Linked DNA regions of Homo sapiens: regions 2, 3 and 4 are each linked to region 1. Evidence: chromatin contacts called from ENCODE Hi-C or POLR2A ChIA-PET data. All regions are on one chromosome and are shown on one strand. The core of a region is the stretch at or near the end of the contact, and the rest is flanking DNA. Distances in the headings are between cores, read along the strand shown.

Region 1 (2,861 bases), core at 104-2,603:
GCTCTGGGTCTATCTATAACGCTGGATAAAAGATGCCTAGAACCTAGGCTGCAAATGTACAAGCTTTCCTCATTAAAGAATGGTAAAATGGGTCCCATTTGGTTTCATCAAAAAGGCAGCAAATCTTTCACAACTGAGGAAAACAGGTGAACCACGAGCTTCACATTCCAACAGAACTGTGGTACCTATGCTAGCCACAAAGATTATTTGTTGACTCAAATGTAAATTTAGATCTTTATCAATTTTACTAAATTCGCAAAGTATCCCTTTATATAGCATTTTGTACCAGTAATGAACAATTAGTATGCTCAGCGATGCTCAGGAGAGCCGCTCCAAAAACTTACATTATTCCCCAGACAAACGTTCTCTAGGGGCAGCCTTGCGTATTTCTACACCTTAGTAGACCTAAGTTAGGCGTTCAACACCTTGTCCTGGTCCAAGCCAGAAAGAACCCAGTAGTTCAGACTTTTCCCAGGTCAGAAAACCACGAAGGGCCTCCTCACACCCTGATTAAACGTTGGAAGCGGGCCCTGTGCTGTAATAACGCTCTGGCCACTCCCAAAAAAGCGAATCTTCGGGAGGAAAGCAGGCTCCCTTATTAGGGCTCACAGCACTCCGCTCAACTTACTGTAGGCGTCGGCTCCAGCAAGACTCGTCCCTCCAAGCCTTTAAATTATCTGACTGCGGGCCAGTAGCAAATGAACGGCACTGGTGGCGGTGGGGGATGGCTGCGCGAGTGAAATGACCTCCGTGTGTTTGCTAACCCCGCTATTATACTGCCCCGCTTAGAAACTTAAAGCGCTTCAGACATCAGATCTCACTCGCTTCCCAAATAGGCTTCCGTCCGCGCGGTCACAGCCCCTGGGCAGGCAGGAGCCCCGAGTGCACCAAGAACCCAGAGACCGTCCGGGGCTCGGCGCCTCCGCCTGCGGTTGGAATTTGATCCTCAAAATGCAATCATTTAATTGAAAAAGGACTAAAAGCTGCCTGTAGGCCGAATGCGTGGACGGCAGGGACTCAGGCACGGGAGGTGACGGGCGCCTGGCGGCTTCTGCTGAGTGGGGGTGGGATCCTCGAGGAAAGGGGGCGGCCCCTTCAAGCGCACAAGGACACGGGCCGTCCTAACCCGGGACGAAGGGCCCAAGCGCCACGAGGACGCCCCCACCCCCGAGGGGCCCTAACGGAGGCTTCCCCGCGGCGCCGAGCCGAGGCCTCGGCGTGGGGGCAGCGAGAGGCGCGCCTAGGAAGCGCACGGGGTAGCCCCGGAGCCACGTGGTCGGCTCCTGCGTCCAGAAGGTCCGAGCCCACTTACCCAGTCACGCGCCGCGGCCGAAAAGGGAGGGCACTGCGGAGATCAAGTTTAAAAGGGGCCTGGGCGGGGCGGCACCAACCAAAAAGTTGCCGGAAGGCCCCTCCGGGTCCAGCACCCGCCCCGCCCGCGGGGCCCGGAGGCCCTCGCGCGCCCCCTGTCGGCGGCCCGGGCCTTCCCCGCCTTGGGCCCCCCCCCCCACCCCACACGGCCCCGGCTCCCACTTGGCCCCGGCTCCCACTTTGCCCCGGCCTCCGAGTCTGGGGAGTCTGCCCCAAACTCTCGCTGGCTGTGATGTCTCTTTACCTCGTTGAAGGTCAGAGGAAGCTCCTGCCACTCAAATAATGTTAGGTGTCTCTGGTACCCACTCCCCTCCCTTGCCTGGTGTTTCTTAAAGTCTTCAGCCACGCCCCTGGGTGCTTCTTTCAAGACTCGTCTAATTACGTAGCAGAAGACTGGCTCCCGTTAAAGGATGTGAACATTAGCGGAGGTCGGGGGTGCAAACTCATCGAAGAGGGGTTGAAGCACGGGGAGGACTCCTGGTGCCTGGAGTGCTGCATGCTTAGAATGATGGCCACGGCCCGCAAATATCTTGCCCCCAAAGCACGTCTGTGTCATTGGACTGTGAGGAGGAAGGGGAGAAGGTATTCTGACTGCAGTAAAATAAGCAGGTCTGTTGGCTGGATGCCTAAGCAGCACTACATATAGAACATGAGTGTTAAGGACTGAATTTGTCCCCACTCCCAAAGACATTGAAGACCTAACCTCCAGCACCTGTGAATGCGACCTAACTTGGAAAAACTGCGTCTTTACAGATGTGGTCAAGACGAGATCATTGGGGTGGACCCTCCTAATTCAACATGACTGATGTCCTTATCACACGGTGTCAAAATGCCACTTGAAGACAGAGACACACGAAAATGTGGCGGGACAGGGGCAGATCAGAGTGATGCAGCTGTAAGCCCAGGAATGCGGTGGATTGCCGGCCACCACCGGAGAAAGGCTAGGAAGAGGCAAGGAAGGACCCTCCCCTGCAGATTTCAGAGGGAGCTTGGTGTTTGGTTCTGCTGACACTTTGATTTTGGACTTCTAGTCACAAGAAATGTGAGACAAAACATTTCTGTTAAGTCACCGAGTGCTTTGTTAAGGCATCCCTAGGGAATTAATACAAGGACTGTGGGGACTTTCCCTCTGCCGTTCTGTGTAAAATCTGGCCATAAAGACATTATTTGACTTCCCTTGTTTGACTGTAGGTCATAAGACCCCCATTCCAGAGGGAGTCCTGTCCCATACCCAGAAGGAAAGAGTGCATGCTCAGAGAGGCCAAGAAGAATCCAGACAGACAGGCCTTGCTGGGTTTTCTCCCTCTATTAGTCTTAGATCATACACTTTTTGTCCGATCACATTTCTACGTCACTGCCCATACTTTGTTGAACCTAGGCATAAAAATGGATAATTTCCCCTGTATCTTTGGGTCTTCATTTGAAGGATCCCGGGTATACACATTAAATACATTTATATGCTTTTTCTCCAATTAATCTGCCTTTTGCAA
Region 2 (2,861 bases), core at 110-2,609, 490 kb before region 1:
TTCTTTCTTGTACTTATTAAAAAATGGCAGGCTTATTTTATATTTAATTCAAAACATATAAATATGTAAATTAAAAAGTTACCATTCGTCTCACCTGGGTAGCTGTTGGTAAGTTGGGGATGTATCTCTATAGGATTTGTTGCCTGTATCTACTAACATGTGTGACTTTAAAAAAGAAATCATGTCATGATGTGAATTGCATTATTTCACTTAAGGACTTTTTACTGTGTTGGTACTTGTAATTTTACCACATTTTCAAAAACATCTGTATGATATGAATATACTGTTATTTAACCATCTCTTCCCGCAATTAGATAATTCTAATTTTCTATCTGTTAGAAACGGAACTTTCCCATGCCAGTGGTTCTCAACTACAAATGATCATCTCTCTGCCCCAACCCCCGTAGACATTTGGCAATGTCTGGAGACATTTTTAGCTGTTAGAGTTGAGAGAGAGGCATGCTACTAGCATCTAGTAGGTACAGGCCAGGGAAGTTAGTAAATTTCCTACAATGCACAAGACACCCCATCCACAACAAAGAATCTGGCCCAAAAAGTCAGTAGTGCCAAGGGTAAGAAACATCACTCTTGACCCATGTATGAGACTATATCTGTAGATGTTACCAGGAGTAGATGTTACAAGAAATACAGTTCTTGAGTCACAAGGTGCTCAGCATTTTGCTGACCAGTTTGCTCCTACCAAAAGTGTTGAGTGTGCCTTGTTACCCATCATCTTGCCCATATTTAATTTTTTCTATCTCAATTTTTGCAAGTCTAGAAGAAAATGACATTCTTTTAGCTGGCAGACATATAATTACTAGTGAAATTAAACATCATTTTGAGTTTATTGGCCACTTGCTTTTCTTGAAGTAGAATTGCCATCTGTCCAGGTTCCATTCCTATCACTGTTCGTTGCAGACTTTCCTCTATCAAGGAGGCAAAATGTGGGAAGAACCTTGCAAAGGGGAAGCAGATTGGTGAAATCTGCTCATCCAATGAATGAAGAATGATATACTGTGCAGAATAAGCAGTTCAACTTGGCTTATGGGATTCCAACTCCTCTCTTGGCATGCCCTCCAGTTCCTATTTGTTTTAGAGCAGATTGAATCCAGGCTCTTTGTCATGAGACATTTGTTCTGTGGCATCTGAAAGGAAGCTGTAAGCACAAACAGCTTGGGTAGAATGAAAAGATGTCCCCGCTTGGTTGGATTGAGGAAAGAGAAAGGGGAATGTTCCTAGAATTAAAATTTGCCTCTTAAGGCATTAATGTTGACAGCTTATTGAAAGTTTATGCTCTTGAGGGAAGTGAGTCATCTGCTTTGCCCTGAAGCCCTATGACTTTGCATTTGGTAATTACAGACTCCACTGTGAATACACGCTTACTGCTCTCGTTTTCCTCTCTGCTTGCGCCCACTATCAGAATCGATGTCCACCGTAAAGAAAATGCGGGGGCTGCTGAGAAGTCGATTACTATCCTCTCTACTCCTGAAGGCACCTCTGCGGCTTGTAAGTCTATTCTGGAGATTATGCATAAGGAAGCTCAAGATATAAAATTGTGAGTAAAGAAGATTGTCCTGTGAAAGAGGTTGATATTTGTGCTCTTGTATTTTTGACATCTCTGACACAATTCTTGGGAATTGCCAACAAACAGAGGGAAATGATATCCTGATGAGCTACAGTGGTTGGCACTGTTGATCTGGTTGTGAAGTGTATGTCTTTTAATATTTAAATATTTTCATTCACATTTGAACATAGGCGAGTGGTGATAACGGGGAAGAGAAATGCAGCTATAGAAGAAGGCAACTTGGGGAACCTAGGACCAGGAGGTATCCTGGATTAACCCAAAACAGGAGCCCCAAATCTTGACTCATCCTTTACTCGGAGCTCATTGGAGCTCTGTTCTTGTCCACTGCCTGGCCCCACCTTGGAGCAGCAGGGAGTGTGGAGGTGGGGAAGTGCCTAAGTCTCTTCTAAGGCAAACTGGAGATTTATCTGGGTAATGCAGGCGGGAACTCTATTTCTTCCACAGGAACTTTGAGTGAAGGTTGGGTTCTGTGCCACGTTTAGCGTACAGAACAGCGCTGCACTGAAAGTAGAATCGAGAGTAAGGCACTGGAGTTAGTGTGGGGACCTCATTACCAACCTTAATTTGTAGAGAACTTTAAATATGTTTTAGTAATATTATATGTGGGTGCCATATCATAAGAATGTAATTATTAAAGTAAAAATTTTAAAGAAGAATTATTTTAGTATAGAGAAAAATAGGCCTGGTGTGGCGACTCATGCCTGTAATCCCAGCACTTTGGGAGGCCGAGGCGGGTGGATCATGAGGTCAAGAGATCAAGACCATCCTGGCCAACATGGTGAAACCCCGTCTCTACTGAAAATACAAGAATTAGATGAGCGTGGTGGCATGTGCCTGTAGTCCCAGCCACTTGGGAGGCTGAGGCAGGAGAATGGCTTGAACCCGGGAGGCGGAGGTTGCAGTGAGCCGAGATCGCGCCACTGCACGCCTGCCTGGCGCCAGAGGGAGACTCTGTCTCAAAAAAAAAAAAAGAAAGAAAAAGGAAAAGCCCACCATCTATTAACCACAATGACATTTTAAACAGTTTTATATATATATGACTGGGAAATTCAGAAAGCTACAAAATGAAAAGTGAAAGCTCCCCTTCCTGTTCTTATGCCCTTCCCCCAAAGTGTAACCACTGTTGTTTCTTCTGTTTCCTTCTATAAATTATGCACATATCTCCAGGTGTATATTTGTACTGGATGGTACTGTTTTTTATTTGTACGTTGTGTTCTGGTAGTAGGGGTTTAGGAATATGGTTTTGAGTAAGAGACTCCATCACTGAAGATATTTC
Region 3 (2,861 bases), core at 95-2,594, 390 kb before region 1:
TGAGGAAATGGAGCAAAGCCACTGGAGACCCAGCCCCTAGGCTGGCGGGGAGCCCGAGCCTGTCCAACCCCAAACCCGGGCAGGAAGGACAGAGGTCGGGATGGAAGGCTGCCTCCTCAACTTACCCGCTGTGTGGCTTGGGGCGAGTTCCTTGCCCACTCTGTGGCCCGTGGCCTCGTGTGGGAAGCGGGACCATCACAGTGCCGGGCTCCGCGGGCTGCTAGGAGGACGCGCGGCGCACTGCGGGCCGGGAACGTGCTGCGCGCTGACACCGGGTCAGCTCCCTGTGATGGGACTTCCTTTCCAAAAACGTAGGCGTTTTCCCGGGTCGCAGTCGCAGTCGGGAGACTGAGGGTTAGGGCGCGGCCGCGGGGTCTCCTGGGCCGGGGCGCGGCCCACGTCTCAGGCCTCTGCGGCTCTGACCAGAAGCCGCTGCGCCTTTGGCCGCTTCCCACCCGTCCCGTCCCCGCAATCCCAGGCCCAGGGTTACAGCGGCTCAGCTCTCTTCCTCTCGCGAATCTGCACACTGCTTCAGTGGTCTGGACCCTGGCTGCATAGGCAGATCCCAAGAGGAACTTTTAAAACAAGGATCCTCTGACCCCACTCCCAAAGATTCCGGTTTCATTGCGTGGGTATCAGTATTGTTAAAAATGCCCTGGCCTCTCCTGCCTGACCAGGGTAGAGAGCCTGGGCTTCAGCTCCTCTCCCAGCAAGCTCCTGCAGGTCTGTGAGGAAGCCCCGCAGGAGGAGCAATAGCTTCAGGGCTGGGGAGATTCGTAAATTTGCCTCCAGATTGGAGACCCCATTTCATGTGAGGTCTCCACCCTTTTGGATGGAAGCTGGACATAGTTTAGTTGGTGGAGTTGCTTTGTTCTGTGGCCGGAGGCTGTCCAACCCTCCCCCAACCACTGTCTGGCAAGAATGGGTTGCAATTGCAATGGAAAAGAAGCTTCACAAGAGAAGGGCAGCATAGTTTTTACTTTCCATGAGCCGAAAGCAAAGAATGGAGCTGGAGGCATTTTGCTGTAGTTTCAGCCTTCCCAACAGTTTGCAGAAGAAGAGATGAGTGAGCCAGAGATGAAAGCTTCCTGAAGAACTTCAGTCCAACCTCTAGTTCAGAGGATATTATTAGCCATCATTTCAGCCAATGGCCAGAGAATGGGTTAAACATAGAAATTAAGGGTTACTCACGTTTGGCGGCATCAAGTGGCAATCTTGCAGCCAGGAGCAGAAATCCCAGGAAATAGTAGAGACATTCCATGCTGAATTCTCACGGACGCAGGCACTCAAGGTTTAACTCTGAATTCCTCTGGGCCCGTCCACCAAGAGCAACAGTGTTCTTCTGGCATCTGTGGTGCCTCCCTCTCTATTTTAATTAAATACAGGGCCTCGGGGAGGATCATGTGATGGTATTAAGCGGCACTGCCTGATCTGGTCTCTCAAGTTCAACCTCTTACAACTCATGTGCTTATGACTCACTCCTTCTTGGCATCTATTTATTCACTTTTCAGATGCACATTATTTCAATTTTGTGATTCCACATTTACTAGATTCAAGGAGTTTTTTTCCTATAGACTCTATTTCAATATTCATTTTTTTTTTTTGAGATGGAGTCTCACACTGTCTCCCAGGCTGGAGTGCAATGGCACGATCTCAGCTCACTGCAACTTCCACCTCCCAGGTTCAAGCCATTCTCCTGCCTCAGCCTCCTGAGTAGCTGGAATTACAGGTGCCCGCCACCATGCCCGGCTAATTTTTTGTATTTTTAGTAGAGGCAGGTTTCACTATGTTGGCCAGGCTGGTCTCGATCTCCTGACCTTGTGATCTGCCCGCCTCGGCTTCCCAAAGTGCTGGGATTACAGGCATGAGCCACCGCGCCTGGCTCAATATTCTTTACCAAATAAAATTTCAATCCTCCAGCCTCACTGATTATCGACTTACTGTGGTTCCTATACTGCATCAGGCACCCAGCTCACGTTTAGAGTTCACAGTTACGCACCCTTTCCTAAGATGTAGTTGTCCACCTGCTCCTGTGCTCGTGATTGCTTGTATATTTTTTTCCTCCAAGAGGAAGCAAAGATGGGGGAGGTGTCTTATCAATCATTTGAAATTGTGGAATACATAAGTGGATGATAACATGAATGTTGTGCCAGGATGTGCTGGAAACAGCTGCCCAGGCCTCTGGTAGCTGAGAAATTTACTCAAAAGCACATTTAGAATATCTGTGCAATTCCATATAACTTTTGTAATAACCTGCATAATTTTTGGTAACTGCTCTCAAAGCATTTATGTGTTGCATTACTCAGAGCCAATTGCATAAAACGTTCTGTGTATTTTTTCATATTATAGAAAGCAGGCATTAAATGTACAAACAAGTGTGTCTGTAAGATAAATTTATACAGTCAAATCATTCCTGGTTACAGAGTATGCAGAAAATGTGGCAACATGAAAACTTTACCATATGTGACCTTTCTCAAACTCACATTCACATGGCCATTTTCAGTGCAGTAGAAACCTTGGTTGCAGGTGAGGGTAAAACTTGGGGTATTGATTTATGGTTCAGTGTGTCAAGGAGGAATGGAAATAGCCTATGAAACTAAAATCCATACAGCAGGAGTGGCTGACTTCCATCCCTAAGGCGGCAAACAACTCTGTAGAGTGCCTTTTACAGCCTTTGCAGCAAATATGAAGGGGAAAACAACGAAAGGAACACATTATTCATGACTGAAACAATTTTCAAATATTGATGAATAAAGGAATAATGGAAATACTTATTAGTTTCATGTAATGTAAAGCGAATAATGTATATAGTTATTTGCTTTTTAAATTACTTAAAAACTTTTTTTTTTTTTTTTTTTAGA
Region 4 (2,861 bases), core at 209-2,708, 270 kb after region 1:
TGGAGGTTGCAGTGAGCTGAGATCATACCACTGTACTCCAGCCTGGGCAACAGAGTGAGACTCTGTCTAAAAAAAGAAAGAAAGAAAGAGAGAGAGAAGAAAGAAAGTAAAAATAAAATAAAGAGGTCTAGCTGGCAGCACCAGGGCCATCAGCCAATAGTGGGATTAGGGATGGCTACTACTGGAAAAAACTGCACACTGGGATTGCCTCTTGTTCAATATATGACATCTGCATTGATTCTAAATCCTCCCTACATGGAATTAGGCAATGGTGTGCTGTTAGCTTGCTCTTTGAAAAGAAAGAGAGGAAGAAAAAAGATCCTGGTCTGTAATATCAGCCAATATTTCAGTGTAAATATTCTGACTGTGGCCAGCTTCCAGCTACCAAGATTGACCTGCTCAAAAGATTCCTGAATATTTAACAACCAGCTCTCTGGGGCTGGTACCCACAGCTCCAGCATACCACTGGCTAAGATACAGATTGCTACTCACCACTTCCAGCTTTGGCTTTGCCACTATTAGATGTATGCTCTGTAGCAAGCTCTTAATTTCCTCAAACTGCAGTTCTCTTTTGAAAAATGGGAGCTGAGATGATGCAGTAACGATATTTAGAGTCTCTGCTGAGCCTACACCACTCTTCTCTGAGAACCGCATCCTTCCTGGTGCTCCCTACTGGTGCCATATTCCACCTGATTTTTCAACTTCATTTTGGAGTCTAGCAGATATCCCAACTGCTTCCAATAAATGCCCTTCTGCACTCAGGCCAGTCTGAGTGGGATTTTGTAAGTTGCAACCAGCAGCGCTCTAAGTAAGGCAGAAATGATTTCCAAGGCCTTTGTGAGTTCTGATATTGCACCATTTGTTCTCAGAGTGTGCTGCCGACCAGCAGCATCAACTTCACCTGGGACATGTTGGAAATGTCAGTTCTCAGGGAACCACCGCAGACCTATTAAATCAGAAACTCTAGGGATGGGACCCAGCAACTTGTGTTTTTACAAGCTTTCCAGGTGATTCCCATGTGTTCTCAAGCTTGAGAACTGCTGCATCACTGTTCTAAGGATGGTATGACTTATTTGAGAAAGGCATTTTCAGACTGATCCAGTTTTCTTTTCTGATTAATGAAGGCCAAAAGTTAATGTTTTACTGGTAAAAAAAATTGATTTTTATAAACGAAACATATTACTATTACAACTTGAAAGACATCAATTTCCTTTTCTCCTTCTTTCTTATTTTAGTTTCAATGGACAGAGACTGACGTTTCAAAGACTAGCCTAAAAGAATATAAGGAGAAGAAAAGTGTAGAGAATGAAAATACTGCCAATAAATAAGCGGAAATAAAAAATATGCACCAGATAATTTCAAGATAGTGAAGGCCAGAAAGAAATACAGAACAGGAAGCCCAGATGCTGTGTGGTTTTTGCATTGGAAAAGATTTCACAAAATGTGCCATTAACACATTGAGTGACTAATCATTTCTGGCATTAGGAAACCATTTAAGAGTCCACTAATGATTGATTTACATAAGTACAGTAAAAAGTGAAACAGGAAACTTTGACTTAACTTCATCCTGACATATATCAAAAGCACAGTTTTCACTGTAAGATTTGGAGAGATGTGGCTAGATAGCAATTTTCACTATAAAATAGTCTTGAACAGACCATTCGAATGGATAGAGCTTGTTGGTAAGCTGGTTGTTTGAAACTAACACTTTTTTTTGTATGGAAAATCATGCCTTTGGAGAGCAGACTGCAGACTGGACGATGGAATCCTTAATGGAAGTAAACTGGAGGGCTGGTAATTGGTAATCATGCAGGTGATTGGGAGGAGAGGGGCCCAGGAGAGGAGCTGCACTGGGTAGAGAGGGGAGAGAGGGGAGAGAGGGGAGAGAGAGAGAGAGAGAGAGAGAGAGAGACAGAGAGAGAGACAGAGAGAGAGACAGAGAGAGACAGAGAGAGAGAGACAGAGAGAGAGAGAGAGAGAGAGAAAATTGGGGAAGGACAGAGTCCTCTAGTGGGAGGAATGCAGTCTGAAAGGGGCTCCCTTTCCAGAAATGTCAACAGTATGGGGCCTGAGGGTAGAGGAAGGTTCTGCAGCTGAGTGACTGAGAAAAACAAACTGTATTTTTCACCATGCTTACACTCACACTTCACTTCTGGCTGCCAAATGTATAGGGGTTATTCTGTGTGGGAATAATTCTCCAGTTCTCTGCAGACACCAACTGGATGTCCAACTCCAGGCTGCACTGATGAATACAGAGCACAGACCCCACAAGACTGCCCCTACTCCAGTGCCAGTAGTAAGTCCCAGCTTGTGATCTGTACTCTGAATCAAGGGTTCCCATGACCCCCTTCTCAGGTTCAGTCATTTACTAGAACAGCTCACAGGGCTGGGAAACACTTAATGTTTACTGGTTTATTACAAAGGCTACAGATAAACAGTCAGATTAAGAGATACACAGGGTGAGGTCCGGAATGGTGCAGGGCACGGGAACTTCTGTCCCTGTGGAGCTGGAGTGTGTCAGCCTCCCAGCACATGGACGGATTCTTATTCACAAACCCAGAAGCTCTTTGAGCCCTGTCCTATTGGGTTTTTATGGAGATTTCACTATGTAGGGCATGATTGATTTAAATCATTGGCCGTGGTGATTAACTCAACTTTCAGCCCCTCCCTGAAGGTGAGAGGCTGATGCTGAAAGTTCTAACCCTCTAATTACATACTTGTTTCCCCTGGCAGCTAGCCTCCCTCCAAGGCTCTCCAGGAGGCCCCAGCCGTTAGTCATCTCACCTTAGAATACAAAAGATACCCTTCTGAGATTATATTAAGATTATATTATAATATTTCTTATTATAAATCACAATATC

Evidence for each region. Hi-C counts contacts between places; a loop is a spot of excess contacts on that map. ChIA-PET counts read pairs that join two places held with the same protein, here RNA polymerase II (POLR2A). Pooled maps may share reads with other maps.
Region 2: a loop to region 1 is called in a pooled map, with 3 times the contacts of the local background. The contact joins the enhancer-like site here to the promoter of SNHG26 in region 1. A Hi-C loop is called at or near these places in 2 of 50 pooled maps. POLR2A ChIA-PET finds 5 or more read pairs at or near these places in 2 of 52 experiments (AG04450 and activated T-cell).
Region 3: a loop to region 1 is called in a map of ascending aorta, with 2.3 times the contacts of the local background. The contact joins the promoter of GPNMB here to the promoter of SNHG26 in region 1. A Hi-C loop is called at or near these places in 1 of 168 maps with a recorded cell type or tissue (ascending aorta) and 5 of 50 pooled maps. POLR2A ChIA-PET finds 5 or more read pairs at or near these places in 1 of 52 experiments (GM12878).
Region 4: a pooled map shows a loop between it and region 1 (2.4-fold over the local background). The contact joins the enhancer-like site here to the promoter of SNHG26 in region 1. A Hi-C loop is called at or near these places in 3 of 168 maps with a recorded cell type or tissue (ascending aorta, astrocyte of the cerebellum and vagina) and 8 of 50 pooled maps. POLR2A ChIA-PET finds 5 or more read pairs at or near these places in 6 of 52 experiments (A549, AG04449, AG04450 and 3 more).

The regions. Positions count from the first base shown.
Region 1 is chr7:22,852,732-22,855,592 of GRCh38, reverse strand. SNHG26 (small nucleolar RNA host gene 26) reads right to left here and starts at 1,353. Exons shown (of 5, transcript NR_146320.1): 1 at 1,313-1,353. RefSeq lists enhancers at 349-578, 370-981 and a silencer at 1,079-1,538.
Region 2 is chr7:23,346,294-23,349,154 of GRCh38, reverse strand. It overlaps IGF2BP3 (insulin like growth factor 2 mRNA binding protein 3), which reads left to right. Exons shown (of 15, transcript NM_006547.3): 7 at 1,421-1,555. Among named protein-coding and RNA genes, the nearest start is that of MALSU1, 48 kb to the right of the region's middle. Within about 2 kb of position 1,359, at least 13 of the 41 ENCODE cell types and tissues checked have a DNase peak (open chromatin) inside an H3K27ac peak, as active enhancers do.
Region 3 is chr7:23,245,258-23,248,118 of GRCh38, reverse strand. GPNMB (glycoprotein nmb) reads right to left here and starts at 1,344. Exons shown (of 11, transcript NM_002510.3): 1 at 1,192-1,344. The coding sequence starts at 1,261.
Region 4 is chr7:22,586,153-22,589,013 of GRCh38, reverse strand. No RefSeq gene overlaps it. Among named protein-coding and RNA genes, the nearest start is that of STEAP1B-AS1, 24 kb to the right of the region's middle. Within about 2 kb of position 1,458, at least 2 of the 41 ENCODE cell types and tissues checked have a DNase peak (open chromatin) inside an H3K27ac peak, as active enhancers do.